Linked DNA regions of Homo sapiens: region 1 is linked to region 2. Evidence: read pairs that join two places in POLR2A ChIA-PET (ENCODE). Cell type or tissue: endothelial cell of umbilical vein. All regions are shown on one strand. Links, peaks and the distances in the headings refer to the core of each region. The heading gives the core; the rest is flanking DNA. Region 1 has its middle 15 kb from the start of MIR1538. Region 2 overlaps TERF2 (telomeric repeat binding factor 2).

Region 1 (7,277 bases), core at 1,194-6,193, 170 kb after region 2:
CAGGCGCCCACCACCCACACCCGGCTGATTTTTTTGTATTTTTAGTAGAGTCGGAGTTGCGCCATGTTGGCCAGGCTGGTCTTGAACTCCTGACCTCAAGTGATCCACCCACCTTGGCCTCCCAAAGTGCTGGGAGTACAGGCATGTGCCACTGTGCCCAGCCAGCAATAAAGTATTTTTAAATTAAAGTACGGGCCAGGCGCGGTGGCTCACGCCTGTAATCCCAGCACTTTGGGAGGCTGAGGCAGGCGGATCATCTGAGGTCAGGAATTTGAGACTAGCCTGGCCAACATGGCGAAACCCTGTCTCTACTAAAAATACAAAATTAGCCAGGCACGGTGGTGTGCACATGTAATTCCAGCTACTCAGGAGGCTGAGGCAGCAGAATCACTTGAACCGAGGAGGCGGAGGTTGCAGTGAGCTGAGATCGTGCCATTGCACTCCAGCCTGGGCAAAAAGAGCAAAACTCCGTTTCAAAAAATAATGATAATTAATTAATGAATTAAAGTATGTACAGTTTTTTAGACATGATGCTGTTGCACATTTAATAGGCTATAGTGCAGTGTAAACATAACTTCTATATGCACCAGAAAACCAGAAAATTCATATGACTCACTTTATTGCTTTGGTCTGGAAATGAACCTGAAATATCTTCAAGGTATACTTATATTTGTGTATAATCTTTTGTTGGGTAAATGAGCTGTAAATAACTTCAGTTTATATGTTATCCTTTGATATTTTCTATAATATATTTTGTATACAGATATTTTGAATTTAATGTAGTCCAATATTTTTCTTTATGCTTTGTACTTTTGAGTCTTTACAAAATCTTTCCCTGTTCTGATGCCATAAAGACATTCTGCATTTTCTTCCAAAAATTTTTACATGTTGCTTTTTACCTTTCAAATTTTTAATCCATTTAAAACTTATTTTCATCTACGTAAGGAACTAATTAGTTTTGTGGGGGGGTTTGTATAAATAATTGTTCTAGCACCATTGCGTTTTTCATTTTTTTCCCACTGATTGATTTATAAAGCCATTTCTATTTTACGACAAGTTTCTATATGTATTTAGGCTGTTTCTGGCTTATCTGCTCCTTTAATCTGTTTGTCTATTCCTAAACAAATGTTGCATTTTTTTTTTTTAATAATACGGCTTTATGACAAATGTTTCTTATCTGGCAGGTCGAGTTCCCTCCTCTATGTACTTTTTCCCCCCAAATTATCATGGCTATTTTTGGCCTATTTGTTCTTTCATATGAAATTTAGGATCAGTTTATCAAGAGCCATAAAAAGTCCTTTGGGAGTTTTGGTTGGTGTTATAATGTATTGATAGACAACTTTGTAATATTGAGTCCTTCTATTCAGGAACATAGTATCAGCTCTATTTTTTTAAGTTTTCCTTTGTGTCCTTCAATAAACATTTTGTAAATTTCTCCTTAAAAGTATTTCCCGGTCGGGCACGGTGGCTCACTCCTGTAATCCCAGCACTTTGGGAGGCTGAGGTGGGCGGATCACAAGGTCAAGAGATTGAGACCATCTGGGCCAACATGGTGAAACCCTGTCTCTACTAAAAATACAAAAATTAGCTGGGCGTGGTGGCACGCGCCTGTAGTCCCAGCTACACGGGAGGCTGAGGCAGGAGAATCGCTTGAACCTGGGAGGCGGAGGTTGGAGTGAGCCGAGATGGCGCCACTGCACTCCAGCCTGTTTAGAGCGACATCTCAACAACAACAACAACAAAAAGGATTTCCCATCTTTTGTTATATTTTCATGGGCGTCTCATAGTTTTGTTGCTCTTGAAATTGTATTTTTTATAATTAACGACATTTTTGAATGTCTTTGCCAGCAAGTTGCTGTATTATTTTAATATTTTTCTTGGACTTCCTATGTAGATAAACATTTCAACTGTAAATAACAAAGATTTTTCTTCCTTACTTTGCAACCCTTTCTATTGCATTGACTAGAACCTCCAGGACAATATATAATAGTAGCACTGAGAGGAAAACATCTTTGTCTTCTGTATTTTTTTCTGTTTCTGAGTCAGGGTCTTGCCCTGTCACCCAGGCTGGAGCGCAGTGGCATGATCATAGCTCACTGCATCCTCGAACTCCTGGGCTCAAGTGATCCTTCTGCATCACTCTTCCAAGTAACTAGGACTACAGGTGCATGCCACTATGCCTAGCTAAATTTTGAAATTTTTTTTGTAGAGATGGGATCTTGCTATGTTGCTCAGGCTGGTCTCAAGGGGTCCTCCCACATAGGTGCCCTAAGGTGCTGGGATTACAGGCATAAACCATTGTGCCTGGCCCCTATAACATTTATTTATCTGATGTTTGTTTCTAACCAAGATAGAACGCTTAATTCTAGAACATAGATTAGAATATGTTTCCTGTCTAATTACAAATATTTTTGGAAGTTGAGCAGGAATAAGCTGATTAAAGGACACAGAATTCGAAGTACTCTCAAGCTGGGATCAATTTCTTTAAATTGATTTGCGCATGTAATTTCAAACTTTAAAGAAACAGAAGGAAAAAATAAGACAAAGAGGAGAAACTATTTGTTCTTTATACATTTAAATTTTTATTTAAAATGATGTATTATGAGTAATAATGGAAATTCTAAAATAAAACAATTCATAAGTCTTACAAATATGAAAATACTTCTGGCTGGGCACGGTGGCTCACGCCTGTAATCCCAGCACTTTGGGAGGCTGAGGTGGGAGGATCACCTGACGTCAGGAGCTTGAGACCAGCTTGGCCAACATGGTGAAACCCCATCTCTACTAAACATACAAAAATTAGCCGGGCATGGTGGTGGGCGCCTGTAATCCCAGCTACTTGGGAGGCTGAGACAGGAGAATCACTTGAACCTGGGAGGCGGAGGTTGCAGTGAACCCAGATTGCACCACTGCACTCCAGCCTGGGAGACAAGAGTGAAACTCTGTCTCAAATAAATAAATAAATAAATAAATAAATATAAAAATACTTTTGGCCAGGCACCGTGGCTCACACCACGGTGTAATCCCAGAACTTTGGGAGGCTGAGGCGGTGTATCACCTGAGGTTAGGAGTTCAAGACCAGCCTGGCTAACATGGTGAAACCCTGTCTCTACTAAAAATACAAAAAAAAAATTAGCTGGGCGTGGTGGTGCATGCCTGTAATCCCAGCTACTCGGGAGGCTGAGGCAGGAGAATCACTTGAACCCGACCGAAGGTGGAGGTAGCAGTGAGCTGAGACCATGCCATTGCACTCCAGCCTGGGTGACAGAGAGACTCTGTCTTAGAAAAACAAAACAAAACAAAAACAACTTTTATTTTTGCCTGCTACCTTTTAGTCCCTGTTCATATAACCCTCCCCCAACCAGTTTTTTTTTTTTTTTGACGGAGCCTCTCTGTTGCCTAGGCTGGGGTTCAGCGGCGCTATCTTGGCTCACTGAAACCTCCGCCTCCTAGGTTCAAGCAATTCTCCTGCCTCAGCCTCCAGAGTAGCTGTGATGCAGGCGCCCGGCACCATGCCCTGATAATTTTTGTATTTTTAGTAGAGACAGGGGTTTCACCATGTTGGCCAGGCTGGTCTTGAACTCCTGACCTCAAGTGACCTGCCTGCCTCAGCCTCCCAAAGTGCTGGGATTACACACATGAGCCATGGCGCCCAGCCAAATCATTACATTCTTATATTTAGGATTTTATTTATGCTGTCAGATCTTTGTTAGAAACTCAGTTCCAATAAAGCCTAAATTTTTCTTTCTTTCCTTCTTTTTGGAGACAGGGTATCACTCTGTCACCCAGGTTGGAGCACAGTGGCACAATCATGGCTTACCACAGCCTCGATCTCCTGGGCTCAGGTGACTCTCCCACCTCAGCCTCCTGAGTAGCTAGGAATATAGGTGCCTGCCACCACACCAGGCTAATTTTTATATTTTTTCTAGAGATGGGGTTTTGCCGTGTTGCCCAGGCTAGTCTCGAACTCCTAGGTGGGGTCAGCCTGCCTCATCCTCCCAAAGTGCTAGGATTACTGTCAATCAAGCCTAAAGTTTTCAATACTTCATCAACTACAATAAGAACTACTGTTAACATTTGTGTCACAGTGTTACACTTTACAAAGCATTTTCTCACACTTCAGCTCATTTTTTCCCCTATGACACAGATATTGTTATTAAATCCTTTTGCACAAGGGAAGGCTGAGGTTTCGGAGTGATTAGGAGATTTATGTATTAAATAAGTGGCAGAGGCCGGGTGTGGTGGCTCACACCTGTAATCCCAGCACTTTGGGAGGCCGAGTTGGGCGGATCACCTGAGGTTGGGAGTTCGAGACCAGACTGACCACCATGGAGAAACCCTGTCTCTACTAAAAATACAAAATTAGCTAGGCATGGTGGCGCATGCCTGTAATCCCAGCTACTCGGAGGCTGAGGCAGAAGAATTGCTTGAACCTGGGAGGTGGAGGTTGCAGTAAGCCGAGATCATGCCATTGCACTCCAGCCTGGGCAACAAGAGTGAAACTCTGTCTCAAAAAAAAAAAAAAGTGTCAGAATAGAGACTAAAAATGAAATATTCTGCTTTTTACCACCTGCACTAGTGGTTTTTGAGCTCCACCATGTCAGATTGTACCAGCCTTTTTCTAGTTTAGAGTAAAAAAATAATTAATTAATGGGCCATACTTTCTTTTTTTCTTTTTTTTTTCTTTTTTTTCTTTAGAGATGTGGTTTTGCTCTGCTGCCCAGGCTGGAGTGCAGTGGTGTGATCACAGCTTACTATAGCCTTGAACTCCCAGGTTTAAGTGATCCTCCCACCTCAACCTCCCGTGTAGCTGGGACTACAAGTGCACACCACCATGCCCAGCTAATTTTTTTTATTATTATTTTTGTAGTGATGGGGGTCCCACGATGTTGCCCAGGCTAGTCTCAAACTCCTGGACATAAATAATCCTCCTGCCTTGGCCTCTCAAAATGCTGGAATTATAGACCTCAGCCACCGTGCCTGGCCATACTTTAGGCCCATTTATGCCTAGTGTTCCATTATTGGAACGCTAAGCATATGGGAGTTATTTACCTACTGCTCAAGATCATCGCTAAGGTCTGATTGCAAAAATTCAAAAAATAGAAACCTCAGGCATAAATGGGTTAATTGTAAATTTTTCTCTAACGTGTTTTTCTTAAATGGATACCTCATGCTTGTCTATACTAGATGCTGCAATAGGATGGTATCTGGTTTAGTATGATGTTATATGTTTTAAGATGTTTAAGTTTCCATATGCAAATTTCTTCAGTGTTCTGCAGAAAGCTCAGATTTCCAGGTGTGGTGCCACAATAATAAATTTTAAAACCATTGCATTAGGTTATGCTGAGTAAGCCCTGGAGCCTGCAAGCCAAATACATTTTAGGTCCCAAAATAATGGTAAAGTACTACTGTGGGTTTGCTTCACTCTCTCCCATTTCACATGAAATGTGTATTGCTCCTCCTTATTGGTCATCAAAATAAATCTTAGGAGCGTATCTAAAGGGAATAATTAAGAAAGGCCACAAGCATAGGTTTAGCTACAAGGATGTTCATTTCAGTGGTATTTACAAAGGTTTCTTCTTCTTCTTTTTTCCTTTTTTGTGAGACAGAGTCTCACACTGTCGCCCAGGCTGGAGTGCAGTGGTGTGATCTCAGCTCACTGCCAACTCTGCCTCCCAGGTTCAAGTGATTCTCCTGCCTCAGCCTCCTGAGTAGCTGGGATTACAGGCGTGCGCCACCATGCCTGGGTGATTCTTGTATTTTTAGTAGAGATGGGGTTTCATCATGTTGGCCAGGCTGGTCTTAAACTCCTGACCTCAAGTGATCCACCCACCTTGGCCTCCCAAATTGCTGGGATTACAGGTGTGAACCACCACGCCCAGCCTACAAAGGTTTCTGAAAAAGAAAATAAACTAAATGCCAAAAGTAGGAGATTAGCTAAATAAGGTATTTCCTGTAATGGAATAGTCTTCTGCCATCACACATTATTAAGAATATGGACTGATGTGGACTGATGTTCACAGTTAAATCAGGAAAGCAGGATAACAGTATACATAGCATAGCCAATTTTTATAACATGTAATGCAAAATATACATGAAAAATTCCTGAAAGATATATACTAAATGATCTTCTCTATGTGATAGTTTATGAGTTTTTGAATCATTATTACTTACTTATTTATATTTTCAGTGATTATTTTTTGTTTTTACAATTAACACCTATTGTTTGTGAAGTATAACCCCCCACACACCTTATTTTTTATTAGAAAAAACCACTCGGGCCTTTCTAAAGCATTGATAAACATATTACCTGCTGTGTTCTGTCAACTTAGAGAGCAAAGGAAGAGGAAATAGCTGTGTACCGAATTTAATTTAGACATAAGGAGAATTTCCTGAAGGTAAGACCTTTAATCTGTTAAAATGGGAAGGGGACTAGGTGATACAATTAGGCAAAGGGAAGTGGTCAGGGCACACTTGTGGGGCCAGCTGAATGTATAATGGTGGAGAGGATTTGAGGGCAGAAAATAAAAGGCTTTCTGAAGCTGGCTGCCTAGGATACAAATTGCCTTGGTAATGACTCTTAGAGGCAGTGAGTTCACAAGCATGCATGGAAGGCAGAGTTCTGGGGAGAGAAAAGACATAGAAACTCAGATTTCAATTATTCATTCATTCGTTCATTGCTGAAACATTATCGATTGCTCACTACGAATCCAGCATTGTGCTAAGTGTTGGGTCCTGCTCTAGACAAGTTTACAATTTAGTTGGAGAGATGAAACACAAGGGTATGAAATCATTTGAGAAGGACTGGAAAATTAGAAGGAAAACCCAGGTAACTTAGTTCACTTATTTTATTTATTTATTTATTGAGACAGAGTCTTGCTCTGTTCCCCAGGCTGGAGTACAGTGGCGCAATCTTGGCTCACTGCAACCTCTGCCTCCCAGGCTCAAGCGATTCTCCTGCCTCAGCCTCCCGAGTAGCTGGGATTACAGGTGTGTGCCACCACACCGAGCTAATTTTTGTATTTTTTTAGTAGAGACGGGTTTTCACCATGTTAGCCAGGCTGGTCTCCAGCTCCTGACCTCAAGTGATCCGCCTGCCTTGGCATCCCAAAGTGTTAGGACTACAGGCGTAAGCCACTGCACCTGGCCAGGACTGGAAAATTAGAAGGAAAATTCAGGTAACTTAGTTCAACAAAAGAAGATATCTGAATAGCTGCGATTAGTGAGAATAAGTTTCCTCAAGTTTGGAATTTAAAAGTTTAAGAACGTTTCAGGAA
Region 2 (5,000 bases), core at 1-5,000:
CTTTGTCAGGTGTGATTTGTAAATATTTTCTCCCAACCTGTCGATTGCTTTTCCATTCTCTTAACAGTGTTTTTCTCAGAGCAAAAGTTTAAAATTTTGATTAAGTCCTATTCATCAATTTTTCTTCTTATGGATGTTTTTAAATTATTATCTAAGATTTTTTTGCCTAACTCCAGGACATAAAGATTCCTTCATGTTTCCTCTAAGTTTTATGGTTTCACATTTTACATTTAGATTATAATTTTGAGTTAATTTTTGTACAAGATGTGAGCTTATGGTCAAAGTTCATTTCTGCATATGGACATTCAATTGTTTCAATACCATTTGTTGAAAAGACCATCCTTTTCCCATTGAATAGCCTTCACATCTTTGTCAAAAATCAATCAGTCATATTTGTGTGGGTCTGTTTTTAGATGCTCTCTTCTGTTCTACTAATCTCTATAGTCGTAATTACTGTAACTTTCTCATAATTCTTAAAATTGGGTAGTATGAATCCAAATTTTTCTTTCAATATAACACTTTTTGGTTATTTAAATTCCTTTGCTTTTCCATATGTTTTAGAATTAGCCAGTCTGTATCTATAGAAAATCCTGCTGAGGCCAGATAGGGTGGCTCAAATCTGCAATCTCAGCACTTTGGAAGGTTGAGGTGGGAGCGTCACTTGAGCCCAGGAGTTCAAGACCAGACTGTGCAATATGGGAACACAGGGAGACCCCATCTTTACCAAAAAAAAAAAAAAAAAAATTAGCCAGGCAAGGTGGCACATGCTTGTGGTTCCAGCTATTCAAGAGGGTAAAGTGGGAAGAGCACCTGAGCCCAGGAGGTCAAGGCTGCAGTGAGCCATGATTATGCCACTGCATTCCAGCCCGGGTGACAGAGCGAGACCTTGTCACATTGAAAAAAAAAAAAAAAAACTGAGAAAAAGACAAAGAAAAGAAAGAAAATCCCGCTAGGCTGGGTGCGATGGCTCACGTCTGTAATCCCAGCACTCTGGGAGGCCGACGCAGGCGGATTGCCTGAGGTTGGGAGTTTGAGACCAGTCTGGCCAACATGGTGAAACCCTATCTCTACTAAAAACACACAAAAATTAGCCAGGTGCGGTGGCACATGCCTGTAATTTCAGCTCCTCAGGAGGCTGAGGCATGAGAATCGCTTAAACCTAGGAGACGGAGGTTGCAGTGAGCTGAGATTGTGCCACTGCACTCCAGCCTGGGCAACAGAGCAAGACTCCATCTCAAAAAAAAAAAAAAGAAAAAATCCTGTTGAGATTGTGACTGGAATTGTATTAACTCTATAGATCAACGGGAGCTAAGTGGCAACTTAATTTATGTCTTCCAATCCATGAACATGAACATTCAGTCTTAATTTTTTTTCTTTTTTGAGATGGAGTCTTGCTCTGTCACCAGACTGGAGTGCACTGCTGCAATCTCAGCTCACTGCAACCTCCACCTCGCAGGTTCAAGAGATTCTCCTGCCTCAACCTCCCAAGTAGCTGGGACTACAGGCGCATGCCACCATGCCCAGCTAATTTTTGTATTTTTAGTAGAGATGGGGTTTCACCGTGTTGGCCAGGATGGTCTCGATCTCTTGACCTCATAATCCGCCTGCCTCAGCCTCCCAAAGTGCTGCCTGGCCTTAATCTCTTTCATCAGCATTTTACAATTTTCCATATACAGTTCCTTCACATTTTGCTAGACTTACACGTATTTCTTTCTGTTCTGAAGCCATTGTAAATGGCATTGTGTTGGTAATTTCATTTTGAATTGTTCACTGCTAGTATATGGAAATATGACTGACTTTTCTTTTTTTACTTTAAAATGCTGTTTTCATGTGATGTATGACTGATTTTTGTGTTGATCTTGCTAAACTTACAGGATTTTTTTTTTTGTATACTTCATGAGATTTCTACATAGTCCTGCCATCTGCAAAAAGAAGTAATTTTATTATTTCCTCTCCATTCTGTATGCTTTTTCCCCCTTGCCTTATTGCACTGGTTAGGTCTTCCGGTATGATGTTGAATACAAGTGGTGAGCATTCCAATTTTTACCATTAAGAATGTTAGCTGTGGGCTTTTTGTAGACACCTTTTATCAGGTTGAGGAAGTTCCCTTCATTCCTAGTTTGCTGAGTGTTTTTATCATGAACTAATGTTGAATTCTGTGAATTTCAGCATCAATTTATATGATCATATGGTTTTTCTCTTAATATGGTGGACTACACTGATTGATTTTCAAATACTGAAGCAGCCTTGCATTCCTGGACTTTGGTTTCCCCACTCTGTCACACACTAACTGCATCTGCACCCAGGGCCAAGCAGCAGGACAGACAGTGGAAGGCTATGGAATTTGTTCCATGTTCTGGGGATCACAGCTCCTTTGGTGAGAAAAAGAGTTCTCCTCCTTCAGTTTTAGATGTCTGCCCTGTTGCCACCGTCATTGCTAGGCAGCTGCTGCCACCAGGATAGTATTGCCTGGGGGCCAGGGCAAGAAAGAAGCGAAAAAAGAGAAAAAACTGGGATTTCTTTCACCATCTCTGACCCTTGAGAGATCCTTCCTTGCTCCTCAGACCAGAAAGAGAAAGCTTCTCTTGGTGCTCTTTCTGTTCACACCTGGAGTGCACTTCCAGGTTTCAGGCTGCCTTTGAGTCTGGGCTGGGTGACACCAGAGAAGGAAAAAATGGTAAACTATTCATCACTGGTTTGGTGGAACTTCAAATTCTGGTCTCCTTCCCTATATGCCTATTTCCAGATAGAATCCTCAGATAGCTACTCCATGCATTCTGTCCAAGACTTATAATTACATTAAGAGGGAGAGACAGAAGAGAGTATGTTTACTCTATGTTCTCCAGAATTGGAACACATATCCTTCTATATTTAATGTGTGAAGCAAGAAAGGAAATATGAATGCTTTCAAATTGAAATGAAGAAGTCTGCTTCAAAGGTTGTGCTATGAGCTTATCTTTTAAAACTATGTATTAATTTCCTGTGGGGGGGGGGAAATTAAAAAGATGAATCACTGCTTTTTCACTTGGCAGTTCCCAGAAGTAAGTATAGTTTCTTCTCTTACGTATTTGTTAAGGTTTCTAGGGTATAAGCAATATCAATGGTCTCTGGATAAGTTAAATAAAAGGGAAATTCCAAGCACAGATTTTCAAAATAGGTAAGGTAGGTTTATGTTGGGAAGAAATGCCAGAAAGCACATTTATTAACAAAGGAAGAGAAGAAGACCAAACTCACAGAACTGAAGAATAAAGAAGCAGATGCAAAAAGAAGCAAGGCTGTTCTGGGAAGCAGCAATGTTTAAAAAGCCTCAACAAATATTTTTGTTTCAAATGTAAAGTTCTAACAGAGTGTATCTGATATACAAGCACCCCAAATGGGGTAAGGCCCTCAAAGAACATCAAGCTGCTGTTGCCAAAGCTGCAGGGGACAATGCCGCATAGTAAAAAGCAACATATAAATGCTTCAAGGACATGCTATACGTGTTGCTACCCCTTGTTCTCTAAAGAAACCTAACAGATCAATCTCTCCTTTAGTTATGAGGAGAAAACAAATATAGTCTTGATATAATTAACAGCTTGCAGAAGCAGGTCTCAAATTTTTGGTCTCAGGATTCTTTTATATTCTTCTTAAAACGTTACTGCAGACCCTCAAAGAGCTTTCTGTTTATGTAGGTTATATTTGCTGATATTCACTGTATTAGAAACATAAATCAGAAAATTTTAAATATTTATTAATTCATTAGAAAATAACAATAAACTAATTACAAGGTAACATAAATAACATCCTTATGAAAAATTACGGCATTTACTAAGATAAAAGTTTAATGAGAAGGGTGACATTTGTTTTTCATTTTGAAAATCTCTTTAATATCTGGTTTAATATAGACGATAGCTGGATGCTCATAACTGCTTCTGTATTTAATCTGTTGTGATGTGTTATTTTGGTAGAGTGGGGTTTTTTTTTGAGACAGAGTTTTGCTCTGTCACCCAGGCTGGAGTGCAGTGATGTGATCTCAGCTCACTGCAGCCTCCTCGCCTCCTGGGTTCAAGCGATTCTCATGCCTCAGCCTCCCGAGTAGCTGGGATTACAGGCTCGGGCCACACACCCGGCTAATTTTTGTATTTTTGGTAGAGACAGGGTTTCACCATACTGGCCAGCCTAGTCTCAAACTTCTGACCTCAAGTGATCCACCCGTCTTAGCCTCCCAAAGTGCTGAGATTACAGGTGTGAGCCACCATGCCCTACCCTTGGTTAAGGCATTTTTAAAAATCTGGCTTTATACACATACGAAGCTGAAAATGGAGGAGTATTTTAATAGCTTTTTCAGAAAACTGTGGCTATTCTTGTTTGATTCTACACGAAACTGCAGTAAGTAAACTTTTCTTAATCTGTCACATTAAAATCCATCAGTCAGCTGGGCGCAGTGGCTCACTCCTGTAATCCCAGCACTTTGGGAGGCCAAGGCGGGTGGATCATGAGGTCAGGAGTGCAAGACCAGCCTGGCCAAGATGGTGAAACCCATTTCTAATAATAATACAAAAATTAGCCAGGGGTGGTGGTGGGCGCCTGTAATAACAGCTACTTGGGAGGCTGAGGTGTAGAACTGCTTGAACCCAGGAGGCGGAGCTTGCAGTAAGCCGAGATCACGCCACTATACTCCAGCCTGGGCGACAGAGAGAGACTACGTCTAAAAAAAAAAAAAAAATCCATCAGTCTATCTTGTAGTTTAAATAGATCTTTCATCCATGGATGACTTCATAACATCATGCATTGGTCATCTGGAAAATACTGGTTCACTGAGTTATGAAGATCTTCAAATATTGACACATTCATTAATTTTTTTTTTTTTTTTTCTGAGATGGAGTCTCACTGTTTCCCAGGCTGGAGTGCAGTGGTGTGATCTCGGCTCACGGCAACCTCCTCCTCCCGGGTTCAAGCAATTCTCCTGCCTCAGTCTCCCGAGTAGCTGGGATTACAGGTGCCCACCACCACGCCTGGCT

The links. Peaks named below come from ENCODE experiments on the same cell type or tissue, not always from the same donor. Only the 100,000 strongest peaks of a DNase experiment are listed, where the experiment ranks them.
Region 1: POLR2A ChIA-PET joins it to region 2 with 9 read pairs; 7 of 35 experiments call an interaction of 5 or more read pairs at or near these places.

Annotation. Positions count from the first base shown.
Region 1 is chr16:69,546,982-69,554,258 of GRCh38, forward strand. No RefSeq gene overlaps it. Among named protein-coding and RNA genes, the nearest start is that of MIR1538, 15 kb to the right of the region's middle. In endothelial cell of umbilical vein, for the core only: no CTCF peak of the experiment used is centred there; no DNase peak of the experiment used is centred there.
Region 2 is chr16:69,375,967-69,380,966 of GRCh38, forward strand. The region is part of intron 3 of TERF2 (telomeric repeat binding factor 2); the gene reads right to left. Among named protein-coding and RNA genes, the nearest start is that of TERF2, 7.5 kb to the right of the region's middle. In endothelial cell of umbilical vein, for the core only: no CTCF peak of the experiment used is centred there; a DNase peak (open chromatin) is centred at 3,005; H3K27ac peaks cover 2,177 bases.